2 separate regions of the Homo sapiens genome follow, and region 2 is linked to region 1. A link is a loop called in an ENCODE intact Hi-C map of the cell type or tissue named here. Cell type or tissue: PC-9. All regions are shown on one strand.

Region 1 (4,000 bases):
TTACAAACTTGAGCACCTTAATCCATCTCTCTAAGCCTCAGTTTCCCCCTCTGTAAAATGAGGCAATAATGGCACCTGCATGGACTTCCTGTGGTTATTGTAAAAAAAAAAAAAAAAAACTGCCATAAACTTGGTAGCTTAAAATTACAGAAAGTGGCCCGGCACGGTGGCTCATGCCTGTAATCCCAGCACTCTGGGAGGTCAAGACAGGCGGGTCACTTGAGCCCAGGAGTTTGAAACCAGCCTGTCAACATGGCAAAACCCCATCTCTACCAAAAAATACAAAAATTAGCTGGGTGTGGTAGTGCACTTGTGGTCCCAGCTACTCAGGAGGCTGAGGCAGGAAGATTGCTTGAGCCCGGGAGGCGGAGGCTGCAGTGACTGAGCTGTGATTGCGCCACTACACTCCAGCCTGGGCAACAGAGAGAGAGCCTGCTTCAAAAAAAAAAAAACTTGCCGAAACGTATTCGGTAGGCGCTAGGAGGGAATCCAGCTCCCACCTCCTCCAGCCGCCCTGCCTTGTCAGCATCACTCCCATCTCAACCTCACCTTTTCGAAAGTCCATGAGATGGCATTTAGGGCCCATGCAGATAGTCCAGGATAGGGTCACCTCAAGACCCTTTTTTTCCAAATAAGGCAATATTTACAGGTTCCAGGGATTGGGATACAGATATGCATGAGAGAGGGCCACCACTCAGGACACCAGATCACCTATCTTAATGGGTTGTTGTAAAGATTAAGTGAGAAATACCTGTGTGGTACACACAGCTTGGTGCCTGGTAGGCAGCTTGCTAAGTCCTCATTTGTTAGAGGACGTGTCCTTTAGGCATGTGTGTTGAACTTTGCTCACAGTAGATCTCTCAAACATTATAAATCATTTTCTGAGGGGAGGGAGGCGGCAGGAGATGACTTTCTGCCCCTCTCCTTCCTGCCAAAAGGAAGGAAGTGTCAAGGAGGGGCGCCCTCATAGGCACCAGCTGACTCAGCCCTGTGAGGTTTGGTGGCCTTCACCATCATCTCAGTAAATTTTTTGGTCTTTATTTTCACAGCTAAGGAGAAGTGTAAGGAGCTGTAGTTTTTGCTTTATAATGTTCTTCCACTGTCGACTTCAAGGAAATCCCCCCGAACAAGAATCAGCGAAAAGCTCCCTCAGGCTCTAGCCCCACAATTACAGCTACAATTCGTATGGTTTCTGTAATCAGAAAACACTACAACCCTTTAAACATTTCCACATTTAAAAAATGACTTGGGATCTGTGTACAGGCCTAAGAAAAAAAGAGTGGAGCAGCATGTTTTGCAAACCTCTAAGCAGCCAGGATATGTCATGAATGTCCTTCCAATGTTTCTGGTCAAAATTATCTAAAAGATGTTTGTATGGTTTTCTCATGGTAAGTGCTTTAATGTGTCAGAATAAAAAGCCGTAAGATGGTTTCTTTGCTTGCAAATAATTATTTGCCCAAGTAAATATTTGAGTTGAACTGGTGGTATCAAGGGTTATTTTCTACTTCAATGAGGAAATCATCCTATTTTTTTAAGGCATCTGGAAAATATGTCCACAGCCTTCTGTCAATATTTGAAGCTGTCAAAATGACTCTTGATTCTCAAGTAACTTTCGATGAAGTTAACAATGAATAGTCAAGGAACTTACCCAGGGTAGGTAGGATTCATCACAACACCTACCAAGGGAACATTTAGTCATTTATAAACAACTCTCAGTAAACAGTAAGGACTAGTGAAACCAGCACTCAACTTACTGATTCATTGATAACTTCATTTAGTGTACATTCATGGAACAGTGATTATCAGTCTGGTGACATCCTAGATGCTAGGAGATGACTCTCACAAGGTTCCTATCCCCTTGGGAGGAAGAGGATAGACAAATTATCCAGTAAAACGTAACAGGACCTGGGATTGGGACTGAGATTGTGTGTCATCCATAGCAGGGCACAGAGGGAGACCACAGCTGACTGCATTGAGTGATTCAAAGAAGGCAAGACTTGTCTTGGTTTTGAAAGGGAAATAACTGTTTGAAAGATAAGTGGAGGGGAGGGTGTTCAAGTTCAGTGTGAGCAAAGTACAGAGATGTAACATACACAGGCATATCTGGAGACATAAACACGATACCTAAGTGAGAAAGGAAGGTAGATAGGTAAGGGCAAGATCGCTAAGGTAAACTGGTGAAACTCCAGACTACTCAAGACAAAAGGCAAGAAATAACAAGGAGCTCACCTTAGTCAGTAGTAGTAGGAATACAGAGGAGGGGACAGATATGGGAGATGCTACAGTAGCTTAAAGCAATAGTATTTTATGCTTGGCAAAATGAGGGGAAATACAAGTAAACTGTTGTAAGGTTCTTACACCATATGTGATGTGGTATAATATTGTTGGAAAGTAGACTGATTGATTAAAGATTTACATTACAAGCCCTAGATCAACCACAAACAAAACAAAACAAAACACGAAGAGGTAAAACTAATGCTGCGGGTCGTATTGTGTTCCCCAAAACAATATCTCGAAGCCTTTACTCCAGGTCTACGTGAATGTGACGTTATTTGGAAATAAGGTCTTTGCAAATGTAATGAAGTAACATGAGGCCAATATTGGATTAGGGTAGCCCCTAAATCCAATGATTGCTATTTTTATAAGGAAAGAAAGATTTGGAAATGGCAGGCACACACAGAGGGAAGATGGCCATGTGAACACAGAGGCGGAAACTGGAGAGATGCAGCCACAAGCCAATGAACATAGAGGATTAGCGGCAACTAACACAACGTAGGAAAATGCAAGGAAAGATTCTTGCCAAGAGCCTTCAAAGGAAGCATGACCCTGCCAAGGCCTTAATTGTGGACTTCTAGCTTTCAGAACTGTGTATGAATACATTTCTGTTGTTTTGAGACACTCTATGTTAATCTGTTATGGCAGCCTTAGAAACTAATACAGCTAATCATATTAGAAACTAATACAACCAAACATAATAAAATGAAGTAATTAAAAATACTCATCCCAACAGAAGGAAAAAGGGAACAAGAGGATGAACTGAATGCAAATAAAAGGATAGTGGTCATTAAATGTAAATTATAATCCCATGTAAATTAATGATAATTCCATTACATATAAATGGTGTAAAGACTGCAATTAAATGGCAAAGATTGTCACAGCAGATAAAAAAGGACCAGACTACATACTGATACTGTCTATATGAAACTCGTTTTAGACTTAAAGACACAGATATATGAAAAGTAAAAGGATAAAAAACGAAGTATCATGGTAACATTAATCTAAAAGAAAGCTAGACTGGCCAGATTAATATCAAACAGTAAATTTCAGAGCAAAATTAACAAGTCTCAGTAAGGTTTATTCTCATACAAAATCTAATTTACTTTTTTTCCTAAAAGAAAAATGAATATGGTAAATGACTTTCCAATCACATGACACACTTCATATTTTCCACCAACATTCACTAAACACTTGGATTCTGCAGGAAACATTCTGCACTGACTATGATTTCTATAATGATCAGATTTTTTTAATGTTCTTCTCTTTTGTATTTGTAGTGATAAAATTTTGCCTGACATTTTTCCTTGAAGAAAGTAAACATAGCCTGCCACAAAAACTGATATTGACAGAGCCTCAGTGGTTAAGCCTTTTTTTCTCATTAATTCTCCCGATATTTTAGCTCTAGTAATCTAGCCCTAGACAAAAACACTGGTAGCTCACACTCAGGAATGCATGATGTGATGTAGGATTAAAAAAAATAACAGTCTTACTACAAGGATACAAACATTTTTTAAAGTAAAGTCATACAGTATGTAGATAAATTATCTGTTTTTTTGAGACAGAGTCTCGCTCTGTCGCCCAGGCTGGAGTGCAGTGGCACAATCTTGGCTCACTGCAAGCTCCGCCTTTTGGGTTCACGCCATTCTCCTACCTCAGCCTCCTGAGTAGCTGGGACTACAGGCACCCGCCACCACGCCTGGCTAATTTTTTGTATTTTTTAGTA
Region 2 (4,000 bases), 110 kb before region 1:
CTGAGCATGAGGCATAATTCCTGATTAGGAGGCAACTGTCCACCGGCAAGGGTATCCTTCCTCCATCCGCCAGCAGAAGAGGGATCTGCTATCCCATTACAGAACTGTTCCCAACACCTGCAGAATCGACGACTTTCCCATACACTTGTTCCCCACAAATGGGCTCAGAGCTGATTCTCTGAGAAATGTACTTATCAGGAGCTACTAGGAGTTCATGAGCACAAGAGACTATCAGTATCTGTCTCTGGAACACTACGGTGTTTGGAGAGAGAGATAAAACAGGAGTAAACTTTATTCTTTCCAGCCTTGCTGTTATACCATTGCTGTCTTTAATCTGAGAGTATAAAGCAGAAGATAAACATTAATTACAGGTATGATGCCAGGCCTACGAGATTTTCACCTGGAAAAGCCTCTTATCTCGACCACAATCAAAATCAAACCAAAACAAAATCAAACAAGAACCTGGACACATTCTCACTAGCTTTGAGATCTCTCTCTGGGCCAGTCCGTCAACACCTTAGACTACCACAAGTCAACCACATGCACCAAAACTAAAGAGAGACTAAATTGATACAGAAAAGAAATGACTGGGGGCCGAGTATCTTGGATGTAAAACTTTTCATTCCATGAAATAACTAAGATGACCCCCAAACCACGGATGTCTCAAGCTGCTTGGGTGCCGCTGAGCCATGGCGCTAAAGCCATCACTGAATTGGCAAAACTGTCAGTAGAAAGGGAAATTAAACAGGAAGACAGCCAATGTTGTAGAGCCCATGAGTCAAGGTCTGTGCACAGGATGAGGATCCCAAATCCCATGAGGACTTACAAGGTGGGCATGTGACATCTAAGTGCTTTCGTTTGGACGGAAGAGAGAGAGAGGACCTGATATTCTGGGTATCATCCACATGGTTTACAAACCAAGCAGGAGACACATCAGTTTCCTGACCTGAGAGGGCCTTGTGGCGATGATTCAGGGATAAAAGGTACCTTGCTTTTCTCTTCCCTTGCTGAATGAAAGCCAGGTTGCCTGGCTGGCTCTTCTCAGGACAGAGGCTAAGAACCTGGAGGCATTGTTAGCATGCTGCCAACTACCTTTGTTTATTCTCGCAGTAGGAATTCCTCGTGAAAGAAAAGCTCCAGGGGTAAGGGGTGAGGGTCTGCCAAGGCAGCAACGTGGCCTGCAGAAAAAGCTGCCGCAGGGGAAGGTTGTTTAAGGCCAATGGCTCAAAATGCATTCTGGAGGGCCTTGTCTAGTTCCTAGGCCCTGATCAAACAGCTCCACCTTCCTGAGCCACTTGTTCCACAATCTCCCCGTGAGCCCATTCAAAGGACTTGCTTCCTGCGGGTACCACCATCACTCAATCTCTTCCACATCAACACCATTTACGCCTGGAACCTGTTGTGCTGTTTTACAGCTTCTAAATAAAAAGGGTGATTAATGCACTGGGTGGCTGAATTGGACAAATGTCACTCAATCAAGTTTTTTTCTTTACCCTTGGCTGTTTTTGGAGACCAGCCAGGCCAGGAGCAGGTTGACGTGTTCAAAAGGAACTGATGAGTCATATCCAACTTTTGGACATAAGCTCAGCCACTGTCCCTCTTGAGTAATTTCACGGATGTGCAAGGTGGTTGAAGGAAAGGAGCATCGAAGTAGAAGGCAGGAGCCTGGCTGCATCCTCCTCCTGAACACACTTCCTGCACAACCCTGGCTCACGTTTCATGGCAGTGTTGCATTACCTACAGTTTTGTCTGCTTCTCACTATTCCTTGTTCCTGAAAATGTCTCCCACCTCCCACCCCACCCCATATCTGCCCTCCAGTCACAGTCCATTGGTCCAGGGTGGCATGTGACCCACACTGAGTCGATGAATCCCTTTCCCAGAATTTTTGGATTTGTGACTGACACAGTAGAAGACATGCAGCTGCAAGAGGCGAAGCTGTAGAATCGTCTAGGGCCATGTTTTCTGCAATGCAAAGAAAGTCTAACGTGTTGTGGAAAAGAAACAAATGAAGGCAGTATGGAGAAAGAAGAGGTGAGATACAGAAAGAGAATCTTGGGTTCTCAGTATTCTTATGGCTCCAAGGCATTCCCACCCTTGCGTTTCACGATACTCTAGATTTCTTTTGCTAATTCCCCCTTCTACCTGAGTGGGTTGGTTTTATCCTTTAATTAATTAATTAATTAATTTATTTTTAAGACAGCGTCTTGCTCTGTTGCCCAGGCTGGAGTGCAGTGGTGCGATCTCGGCTCACTGCAAGTTCTGCCTCCCGGGTTCATGCCATTCTTCTGCCTCAGCCTCCCGAGTAGCTGGGACTACAGGCGCCCGCCACCACACCCGGCTAATTTTTTGTATTGTTATTATATATATATATTTTTTAGTAGAGACAGGTTTTCACCGTGTTAGCCAGGATGGTCTTGATCTCCTGACCTCGTGATCCGCCCGCCTCGGCTTCCCAAAGTGCTGGGATTACAGGCGTGAGCCATCGCGCCCGGCCGGTTTTATCCTTTATAACCCCAAAGACCCTACATAGTAGCCATATTCCCTGAGCCGTGGTTTTTATGCATGAAAATGAAGGGGATGGACCATGGGACAGAATTTTCAGAGGGTCCCCGGGCAGGAGCACCCCCTAACATGGAAATAAAGGAAAATCTTGAGTTCCTTCAAGGAAAATTCCAGGCACCTAGGTAGCCTTGAGAATTAAATGAGCAACTTGACAAGGAAGAAGGTATCAGTAAGTTAAAACAACAGCAAGGAAGTTAGGAGATGTTTTGCTTTCTGTAGAAATTAAAGATAACATCTAAACACATGCCCTTGAGTTGTTTCAGAAAACTGGACCCCCACCAAACGGACCCACTGGCACACAGCCCTTGGATGGGGGGAGCAGAAGACAGCACTCTGACTGCTGTTCTTTGTTCTACATTCTTCCATCTCCCTTCGATGCTTTTGTACCCAAAAGCCAGAGCTAACATTGTTTTTTTTTTTGTTGATCCCTAATTCTTAGACAAAGCTTCGCCTCCTTAACTAATCACAAATCAGAAGATCTTTGAATCCAGCCATGACTGTGGCACACCGCCTCCCCAGCTTTGGGATGTCCTACCTGTTTGGGTCAAACCAACATGTGGCCCCCAGGTACTGAATGACTTCGACTGTAACCTCCACCTTCCCGCCTTTAAATAATGGATAGCTGTAAGCTATCTGCCAGTTCAAGTCATCAGCACGAGCTGCTCAATTCTCCTTGCTTGGCAATAAACGCCTCAGTTTCTCCTGCTGTTAACCCAACATCAGCATTTGGCTTTGCTGCATGGGGTGCACGGACCCCAGCACAGTGTGATAACAATCACATTAGTGACTTCTTTTTTTTGTGACGGAGTCTCACTCTGCTACCCAGGCTGGAGTGCAATCTTGGCTCACTGCAGCCTCAAACTCCTGGGCTCAGGTAATCCTCCCACATCAGCCTCCTGAGTAGTTGGGACCAAAGTGCAGCATGTGTGCCACCATGCCCGGCTAATTTTTATTTTTAATTTTTAAATTATATTTATTTTTACTCTTTATAGAGACAAGGTCTTGTTCTGTTGCCCAGGATGGTCTTGAACTTCTGGCCTCAAGGGATCTTCTGCTTCCGCCTCTCAAAGTACTGGGACACAGGTGTGAGGCCCTACACCCAGCCTACATCCTTGACTTTCAAACTCTGCTCCACAGAGTCTCCTCATGGCTGGTGGAGGAGGAGGAAGAAGGTGAGTACCCTATTTTCTTCCCTTCAATCAGAGTAACTCTGGTGAAATATCATTTGAATATCATCTCAAACAAGATGTGATGTTCCAACTTGTTTGAAAATCACCGGACCAGCAGCCTCTCAGGCCTCATCCATTTGCAGAGTCCCTAGAGTCTCCAATCTACCATCAGTTCCTCACGAAGGGGCACACTTATTGGCACCACCGATTAGCTCTCTCTGAAACAGCTCTCAACAAAATGCCAGAGCTGAAGGGAACGTCAGGGTTC

What was found. A loop is a pair of places that touch in the nucleus more often than their neighbours do. Peaks named below come from ENCODE experiments on the same cell type or tissue, not always from the same donor. Only the 100,000 strongest peaks of a DNase experiment are listed, where the experiment ranks them.
Region 2: a loop joins it to region 1, with 4 times the contacts of the local background. A loop is called at or near these places in 1 of 110 quality-filtered maps.

Annotation. Positions count from the first base shown.
Region 1 is chr17:66,545,261-66,549,260 of GRCh38, reverse strand. All of the region lies in intron 3 of PRKCA (protein kinase C alpha), which reads right to left. Among named protein-coding and RNA genes, the nearest start is that of PRKCA-AS1, 130 kb to the right of the region's middle. RefSeq lists a silencer at 242-424. In PC-9, no CTCF peak of the experiment used is centred here; a DNase peak (open chromatin) is centred at 1,590; H3K27ac peaks cover 1,229 bases.
Region 2 is chr17:66,659,103-66,663,102 of GRCh38, reverse strand. The region is part of intron 5 of PRKCA (protein kinase C alpha); the gene reads right to left. Among named protein-coding and RNA genes, the nearest start is that of MIR634, 130 kb to the left of the region's middle. In PC-9, no CTCF peak of the experiment used is centred here; a DNase peak (open chromatin) is centred at 1,532; H3K27ac peaks cover 819 bases.